Regions from separate parts of the Homo sapiens genome. Here region 1 is linked to region 2. A link is a loop called in an ENCODE intact Hi-C map of the cell type or tissue named here. Cell type or tissue: heart left ventricle. All regions are shown on one strand.

Region 1 (5,000 bases), 190 kb before region 2:
CTCACTCCCTCTCAATTCAGTTTTCTTCTTCTGCATCAATCATTACTTGATGATGTTTAACCTAAGAGGCAGAACCCAATGACAATTCTCATTTTTTAAGAAACCTCATGGACTTGGTACAGTATTTCTCTTGTGTAAACTGGTATTTGATCTCAAACTTTTCAAAGCTCACCATCAGTCCCAGATGCTGTGCTGACTCTGCAGTGTATGATAAATTGCCTGCTCTTTCAGCTTCTGTGCTTTAAGAACACAGTCATCTGTCTACATTCGACAATTTCTGTGTCATTGTCAATGGTGTCTGAAATGTTTGTAATATGATGAGGTAAAAGAGTCCCCCAGATGTCAAAATATGTATTGTGACATAGCTTTCTAAATTCCTTACTGCATTCTCATATACAACTGCACAGAAAAAGTTGAACAGGACTGAACATAACACATAGTCTGACATCACTCAATTCTTGGTGGGCATGGAGAACTGGTAAACTTTTGAGAGTCTCCAAACTTACTGAAAAGTTGCCAAGTGCTTTTTATGAGATTCTGGAATGCACTTTAGAGATTCTCCTGCTATTCCCTTCACATTTCCTGTGCATTAAAGCTAGGTGCATTGTACTGTGCCTTGATATTAAACACAAGCATATGCTTTTGAATAGCTGACCCTGGAATTTCTAACTAGGATTTGCTTTTTTGATGTGAAGGTTATTGTTTGATATGGTTATTATTTTGTTTAATGTGAGATACTTAGCACTGATTAGCACTACAAGTGGCCATGGGTACATGAAAAGGTGAATTTCAACAAATGTAAATGTCACTCTGGGGAGTAATTGCACATATTTAAATATACAGACCATCCCCGACTTAACGATGAGTTGACTTACAATTTTTCAACTTTACAATGGTGCAAAGGCAATACACATTCAGCACACTCCACTACTTAGGATGCAGCAATGTCTGCTCTTTTCAACTTATGATATTTTCCATTTATGATGAGTTTATCTGGAAGTAACTCCATCATACTTCAAGAGGCACTTGTATACACACCTGTCAAATAGCCCTGTTTACACAAAATCATCAGACTTAACAATAGAAGGATCAGAACTATAATTTGTTATTTCCTAATCGTTCTGAACTTAGTATGGTTTGCTGAAAGTACCCTTCTTTGCCATCAAAAGTTATATAAAAAAATCTTAACAGGCAATCTAGACTGAACATTTGAAAGCCAAGTTGTAAGAAAGGCTTCTTTTTAAATTAGATGGTACAGAGATGTATAGATAATATTAGAAAATGTCAAGGGTGGAGGTAGAAAGGCTATCAGAGTTGTCTGGAATTTGTGACACAGCACTTTTTGCTCTGAGAGTTATTAAAGGTTTCCACTGCCTTTTCAACTCAAGTTCCCAGAACCTACTGGTCAACTCTACCCTGATTAGCTCCTTTGAATTTACAGCTCTTTCTTTGGCCTGTCATCAGATCCTCGTGGGATGGATCCGCTGGGCTCAGGCCCCTTTCCCTGTAATGGAGGGAGATTTGCCAAGTGTTCTAGCTTGGGCTTGGGATAGAAATGATGTATAAATCTTGAGCTGGGCCCTTTAATTCCCTCCCATGTGCAGTGTGTAGGGGCATTCTGTTTCACATCACCACTGTGACTGGAGTGTCCGGGAGCCGTGAAAAGAGTGCTGTCTCATCCACGCTGAGAAAAGTCCCTAAGTGCAGACAGGAATCTTTCCTGCGGGGCCACAGACTGCTATGTCTGAGATGCTGACAACCAGTGGGCACCGGCTGCCCCCAAGCTATTCCCAGGGCTTGGCTGGCAGCAGCTGAACTCAGTACAGTGTTGACATTCCGCTCCTCCGTACGTGGTTCTTGTCCAACTCAGCAGCGGCTCATGCGTCTCCCTCATCCCAATCCCGGCCCCATAGGTGGGAAGTCGGGCTCAATTCTCTTTCAAACTATTGTTTATACACGCTTGTATAAACATGCTCTGCTCCTTAGAGTATTTGCTTCTAATCTTAAAACACATTTTCTCCCCCTAAAAGCAGAAACAAAACAAAAATATACTCCCGGTTGTTATCAATCCAATCTTATCAGCACTAAACAGAACCTGACTTCTGGAATCCACTCCCAGGAGAGGGTGCCCCGCCCCTGCCTGAGGATGCCCCGCCCCTGGCTTCTGCGCAGCCGCACTTGCAGCCACCCTGGGCAGGCAGTGGAAGGTGGGGCCGCGCTGCCTCTGGTGCGCAGAGGCAGAGGCCGCCATTGACCACCGAATCGGCTTGGCTAGAACTCAAAGCCTTGTGCCTGGCTGTCAGTCCCTACCTCACCACGTTGACACAGACTGTGTGGCTTTCAGTGTACCTTTCCACGTATTTTCCTGTCCAGTCAGATGAGGAGAGGGAACAGTCTGAGAGAACCACGAAACTGCCAAACCCAGTGGGCCCGAATATTCCTTCAAGATTTCAAGAAAGCCGACCTTGAGGACGGCCACGGGGCCAACTGCAGTATGGACAAGTCGTTCTTGTAGTTGCACAGATGGCCATTGACAAAAACAGCCCTGCTTGGGTGACTCCTGAGCCCTGATACCCGAATGAGTATGATCAAGCGGTGATGGACCTGGATCCGGCTGTGGGAGTGTCCTGATGAGCCCTGGGCCAGCGGAGGTAAGCCCCAGGCTGGCGGTCACTCCTGGGCACTGGATTTGAAGCTCAGGGCCTCCTTACCCCTGCCACCAGACATCCACTGCGTTTTCTCCCCCATTTGTACCATTCCTTCCAAGAGAGTTAACAGAGTTCCAGGTCCCTCTCATAAAAACGACTGGGAATCGTGTCCAGAGATGTAGGCTGGGCGGAGGCTGGAGACCTTGGATATAAGTGAGGCTGAGGATCTGAGATGCAGACCAGGCATGAGTCAACTGAGGTTTTCAAGCAAGATCAGCGTCAGTGCAGAGGTACAGCTGTCTCCGTTTGGAGATTGGGGAGAAAATCCCAACGTTTTAGTACAAAGGGAGCTTCCTATCCATACGGTGGAATAGCTAGATATTAGGAAAGGAGAATCGAATCTGCTGTTCATTGTCCCAGTTTTCAAAACCCTTGTGGTGACCATTTAGGACAGTCCACTGCAAACTTTGGTTTCCTGACTTCTTTATATCCTTAAAAATGACTGAGGACCCCAAAGAACTTCTGTTCATATGGGTTTTATATATCAGTATTTACTGTATTACAAATTAAAAGGGAGAAATCTGAAACTATCAATTTATTTATTTGTTTATTTTTATTTATTTATTTATTTATTTATTTGAGATGGAGTTTTGCTCTTGTTGCCCAGGCCGGAGTGCAATGACGCGATCTCGGCTCGCTGCAACCTCTGCCTCCCAGGTTCAAGCAATTCTCCTGCCTCAGCCTCCCGAGTAGCTGGGATTACAGGCATCCACCACCACGCCTGGCTAATTTTTTGTATTTTTAGTACAGATGGGGTTTCACCATGTTGCTCAGGCTAGTCTTGTACTCCTGACCTCAGGTGATCCACCAGCCTCAGCCTCCCAAACAGGTGTGAGCCACTGCTCCCGGCCTTATTTAAAACAGTAATGAACCCCTTACATGTGAACATTCTTTTGAAAAATAACTTTGTTTTCCAGAACAGAAGAGTAACATTATATTACATTTTTGCAAATTTCTTTAATATATTCTCTTATCTCAACATTCAGTCTGTTGTGATCAGCCATATAGACTCTAGAAAACTTCACCATCCACCCCAGAGTGAATGAGACTGAAAAAGATAATGACACCTTGCCATTATTATGTAAATAGTTTTGGCTTGGTAGACTGCCTGACAGGGTCCCCACTTTGAGAACCTCTGGATTAGGAAGTTCAGAGGAGTGAGCCAACCACCACAACAAAGCAAGTCAAGGTGCTTGAATTTGGCTCCTGCCTTGTAGCATACACTGGAGGTGAAGGTTTTTTGATGAATCATTCTTTTGATAATATTTTTGTAGGAAAACTTGAAGCAGTTTCATCAAGAATTATGTTTCCATGATATAAATGCTCCCTAAGTCTTCTCCTGGTGTAAGAATTTAGGATGAGAGGCTAGTATTCAGTCTTTGGCTTCATAATGTTCTGATAAGGAAGGAGTAATTTATCCCACAAAAGTCACTGTTTCTTTATCTATTCATTTTTGGGGGCATTATAAATTCAATGAAGTGAAATTCTCCTGATTTCCCTCAACCTCCTTGATTGTTCTTTTTCAGTCTTCTTTACTGGCTTCACCTCTGCCTAAATGTCCAGAGGAGAGTAGGAAGGAGGAACTTCCATCCATGGTAGTTTGAATGGGCTATGCAAGGTCTCAAAGTATTACAAATAGCCGTCTTTCCTGCTGGATGATGGTCTGCTTTCTGGGTTGCAATGGGGAAGATTGATGACTTCTCAGTGCAGGAGAACTTGCAGTGTCCTGAGCCCTCTTCTGTATGCTGTCTCCCTAGATGATTTCATCCAATCCCATGGCTTTCAGTGTTTTTATCCTCAAAACACATTATCTACCACCATTGCTTCTAAATTGAGTTCTGGGCTGAAATTTTAACTGCCTACATGATGTCTCTACTTTTATATCCTGGAGACAACTCAAATTTAACAAAGCCAAAACTGAACTATCTTTCTCCTTAGTGTATATACTCAAATGTGTTTCTTCTTCATTTTTCCCAAGTTAGAAATTTGCATCATAGTCTTCTAAGTTGCTCAGACTATAATTCTGGAAGTCATTCTTGAGACCAACTCATCTTGACCTCTTATACTCTAGTCTGCAATCTAGTTCTGTTGATTTTAATTTCAAATTGTATCTCTACTACTTTAGCTTTTTTCATTACCTCAGTCCAACTTTACCATCATCTTGTGACTGGACTACCACCAGCATCCTTCCTAACTATTCTCCTTATATCCACATACACCATGTTCCCCCTCCAATCTGTCTCCAACAAATTTTTTTAAATCAGAAATACAAATACATCACTCTCCTTTCTA
Region 2 (5,000 bases):
TACAGCTGAGGAAACTGAGGCCCAGAGAGGCTAAGTAACATGTCCAAAGTCTGCAGCTAGTGGGAAGCAGAAATAGGATTTGAAACTAAGTGTGTCCAACTTCAAAACCCTTCCTGGTCCCTAAGCAGTCTGCAGGTTAGAGGGCAACATGTGGTGGTCGAGGGAAAAGAGAGAAGCCTGCAGGACTCTGGTTTCAGGGGGAGCCCCTCCTTATCTTAAAGAGAGGCATGCAAGAGAGGATGCTGGCCCCTGCATCTCCTCATCGAAGCCAGCTCCTTCTGAGGTTTGGCTCTTCCCATGAAGAACTTTGCATAGGATTTAGCACATAGTAGTTGGTCAATAAGCGATTGCAGTTTTTGTTTATATTGTTGTTATGTGTTACTATTATATGAGGACTTAGCCTCAGAAAGAAGGTAAACTAGCTAAGCATTTAATAGCACAAGGCATGCCCCAAGCCACATCCTATATTTTGTTTCATTTTTAAATTCTTGAGGTTCCAAGGAGCAATTATTGAATGAATAAAAGAATGAATGAATGGGCAGATACTTTGACTACCCCAAGGAAGCTCCAGTTTAGGAAACTCCTATGGAAAATGTGAACTTAAAGCTTTATAATTTAAATTTAAGTGTTTATAATTTAATCTATGGGGTTTTTTTTGTTTTACTTCAGCATTTTTTTTCAATACCACTCTTTCTGAGGGCAAAGTGAACCTGTGGATATTATATAAGAATAATCTTTTGCTTCTAAAAGGTCTTGCTGCTGAAATTCTTCACAATATTTCTGGATTGTTGAAGGATTTGCTGCTGTTGTTGTTTTAGTGTCTTTTGTTTCTTGTGTGAAAATAGAGAATATGTCAGTATCGTTGTCTTCAAAATCATAGTAGGATTGTTTGCACTTTCTCTGTATTTGCTTTTTTAAGAATTTGGAATCATTTAAATTTAATTTTTATGGTAGAATAACTGTTGTCTCAGCAAGCATATATAATCAGTTTAAACTGGGAGATTACTAAAAGTCTCTTAAAGTGTGCAGTATGGGATAGATAAACCTTGATTTAAAGATTGACTGCCCAAGAAGGAAAAAAAAAACATATGTTTAGAGCTCTCCTGGGATATACCTAGGTGTGTTTCCTGTTATGTGTGTGTCACATTTATTCCAATTAAGGGCCATGGTGTGTGCATTCCATGTGGTGCCTGACATGTATGTTGTTTGACAATATTGGGTGTTCCTTATAAAGAAGGCAGTTTCCACAGTTGCAATGGCAATGTTATCATATACTTTAGACTGCTGTTTTGCTTCTAATTAGCATAGCAGTGATCTGCACATTGTTCTAAACCACATATTCATATTTCTAGGATGCAGCATGCTCCTTAGAGATGTTTTCCAAAGAACACGTTCTACTGCATAGATTTAGAGTGTCCAGGTGGCATTTGAGTGAACGCATAATAATTTTCCTTTGCCATAAAAAATAAATACCTTCACTGTGTGTTTTAGAAATTTAATGTTCAGAAAACCAGATTTGGCTTAACTGAAGCAGGAGATCTGTCTGCTGAAGACATGAAGAAAATCCGCCATCTCTCTCTGATTGAATTGACTGCCTTTTTTGATGCCTTTGGAATTCAACTGAAAAGGAACAAAACAGAGAAAGTAAAAGGACGAGGTAACTAAGAAGACTGATTGCTTCTGGCTTTAACACTTTGACACAGTGGAATAAGATAATGCTTTTCTAATTCTTTTTTTTTTTCCCCCTTTACTGTCTCACAATGAAGACAATGGGATTTTTGGAGTTCCACTTACAGTCCTCCTGGACGGTGACCGAAAGAAAGACCCTGGAGTGAAAGTTCCCCTGGTATTACAAAAAGTGAGTAGCAGGCAAATGAAAGGGGAATTCACAGAGCCTCATGCTTATGATTTGGCACTTTGTAAACCCACAAATGAATTTTCTTTTATATTTAAAGACACTATCGCCCTATTAGGACTCAGGCCCCTGGTGATTTTCAGCTTTATTCCATGCACCGCATAACGGCCCATGGCGCCTGGGCCAGTTGGCCTTGCTGCATTCTTTTGGAGCCTGTTACATTTTGTTTGCCTATAACACATCAGGTGACAGACACAGATGGTCTGACCCAGGGCACGAACAGTTGCATTTTTTTCCAATATTTTTTCAAATGTTATTTGCGCATATGAATGTGTTTGTGTGTGCATTTGATTATTCTATCTAGATAAAGATGACCATTAATTATTACCAATGCATATATAAATCATACAAATATTTGCTGAGATATAGCATAGGCTGGGTTTTAAAAATGTGTATATGTGTAATCATTTTATCAATTTTCCAAACCAAGTTTAATAAAATCTAAAAACCAGCATGTTCCAGTCATTTTCCGGTGTGTCTGGGCAGATAGGATACATTTAGACAAAAAGAATAATTTTGGTGGAAGGAGGTTTCGAAAATGATATTATCTGAACTATAAAATGCTAATATCTCTGTGACTATTGTTGCTGAATACCTGATTTGCTTTTAAGTCATGTTGTTTTATAGCCAGCAATTTATACTGGTTTTTACCTAAGTGTGCATTTATTCAACAGTGACATCCAGTGGCACAATTAAAATTCCTAGTCCTTAACACAAATTTTGTGGAATTTTAAATTGAGTTTTTAAATGATATTTTAAAATATTGTCTAAGGAAACATATACTTACCTGACACTGATAATCATACATCACTTGTTTAGCTTCCTATATTTTGCTACCAGTGCCTCAAATTGAGATACTTCTCAAGTCAGGTGACTGATTGGCTGGAGATAGGAGCCAGGAAGATGGCACCGAGATGGCCAGAGGATACAAGCAACACCTTTGTACACACGGGCCCTCTGTGGGTGACTTCCCTAGGCAGGGCTGTGCCAGTGCTGTTTATGTAATACCACGTCTAGTCAGCACAGAGCAGCCCAAAGAGGCTGGTGTTACCACTGCCCTTTTACTGATGAGGCAACTGAGGGATAGAAGAGTGAGAAAACTTAGCCAAGACACACAGTCAGCAAGAGGTGGAGTGGGAAAAGGAGCAGTAGCAAAATCCAGAGTCCATGGTGACGCTGAGATTTTCTTTCCTTCATTGAGTTGAAACCAGCATTGTCTTTGTCCTGTATGTAAAGGACAGAGTTTAAAATATCAAAATCAAAGACGATTCAGCACATGAGTTTATAGTACTGTGTAGGTACAAAAATCTAGCGTAGAACTTAGCAAATAGAAAGTACTCAATAAATGCTAGTTAAACTAAATATGGATTTATATCATATTGGCAACATGTTAGCTGTTATTACTACTGGATGTTAAGTGTTCCTCGCTACGACACCTCAAGATAGTACTCTCCCACTCCTACAAGAGAGGCTTTTCTTACAGACATGTTTCTTCTTCCTAAATGTCTGTTTGCCTCCATACCTAGAAGAATTACCTTAGTTCCAGGTACCATCCACCATCATTTCTTGAAAGGAAAATAGCAGAGAAGCTGGATCCCCTTCTTACTGGGTGAACTTGGCCAAGTTATTATCCTTTCCAGAGAAGCACTGTGAGGTGCTTTATTACAGTGAATCGAACTGTTCTCCTTAGTCTCCTTAGCAGTAGAATAGGGTTATTGTGAGGATTAGATGAGTTAATGCAGGTAAAGGACTGAGAATAGGAACTTACACATAATCAATGCACAATAAATGGTAGTGTTTATTACTTTTTTAACACCTATCACCATCCTGAGAACTCACGAAAGCTATTAATCTTTACCCCGTCTAAACTCCTTGATCAGACATCTAGAATTCCTATAGTTTCTTAGTCAGAGTGATTGCAACCAATGACAGTAGATTTAGAATCTCTTGTTACTGATCAGTCTGCAGAAAGAGTTATAGTAATCAGATCTTAAAAATGGTTAAGAGGCATGTATAATTTTAGAGTGGTTAAGAGCACGAACTTGAGTCAGTGCCGTTACTTACGAGGTTGATCTTGGGAAAGTTGTATAACTGCTATAAATCTCTACTTTCTCATTTGCATGTCGGAGGATAACGTTGACGTCATAGGATGGTTATGAACATTTAACACAGCATTCAAGTGCCAGGCAAATATATATATGCTTGGTAACTTATTGATTCATGTCATCATTGTTACTGTTTCATATGTTTATGATCATATAGAGGTACTTATTCTGGTAATATATCATTGCTTTCTAGTTTTTTGAGAAAGTTGAGGAATCAGGTCTGGAATCTGAAGGAATTTTTCGACTTTCAGGATGTACTGCTAAAGTCAAGGTACCGAACATTTTGTCTCTTCCTAGGTAGAGTTCTAAGCTAGCTAGACCCAGTTCACACAAGCATCGGGGATCCAGATATTTGTTGTTGTTTATTAGATATTATCACTTGGTCCTTCCTAGTATTCCTTGGTACCTGTGGTAAAATGTTTGTTCCAGAGTTTTTTCATGATCCAGAATTTTAAAAATCAAAACGGAAACATTAAAAAACCAAAAACAACAATGAAATAGCACATCAATTCACCATCAAAAACTGCTGCTTGCCTTTAGTTTGGAAAAAATGAAATAGCACATCAATTCACCATCAAAAACTGCTGCTTGCCTTTAGTTTGTAAAAGTTGAAACGTCTCACTGCTGTTTTGGAGGTTAAACACCTTAGTTTGTTGTGCTCCTCTCAGCCGTGGAATTCACTAAGCCAATGTTATATGAGTCTTTATTTCCATCATTCGTTGGTTTAAACATTCTTTGGCTCTCCCTTTAGTGAAAGCTCTTACAGGAATTTGTAGCAATGGCTATAACCACTAGAATACTCACTCAGCAGTTCCAAAACCCAGTTCCACTTACAGTAATGTTAACATCCACATCTAAAACCAGCTGTTCAGTGTGAATCTTATTCTTTTGCTTTCTTACTTCCATGAGGTGGCAAACTCTACAGTACAATAAAGCAAAGAACTGTTAGAAAAGAAAAGCTTTTCTCATAAAAATCCAGC

What was found. Hi-C counts contacts between places; a loop is a spot of excess contacts. Peaks named below come from ENCODE experiments on the same cell type or tissue, not always from the same donor. Only the 100,000 strongest peaks of a DNase experiment are listed, where the experiment ranks them.
Region 1: a loop joins it to region 2, with 2.3 times the contacts of the local background. A loop is called at or near these places in 4 of 110 quality-filtered maps.

Annotation. Positions count from the first base shown.
Region 1 is chr18:6,681,155-6,686,154 of GRCh38, forward strand. No RefSeq gene overlaps it. Among named protein-coding and RNA genes, the nearest start is that of ARHGAP28, 46 kb to the right of the region's middle. In heart left ventricle, no CTCF peak of the experiment used is centred here; a DNase peak (open chromatin) is centred at 2,187.
Region 2 is chr18:6,871,918-6,876,917 of GRCh38, forward strand. It overlaps ARHGAP28 (Rho GTPase activating protein 28), which reads left to right. Exons shown (of 18, transcript NM_001366230.1): 8 at 1,492-1,657; 9 at 1,767-1,858; 10 at 4,214-4,291. Among named protein-coding and RNA genes, the nearest start is that of LINC00668, 55 kb to the right of the region's middle. In heart left ventricle, a CTCF peak has its summit at 2,620 (motif pointing left); no DNase peak of the experiment used is centred here.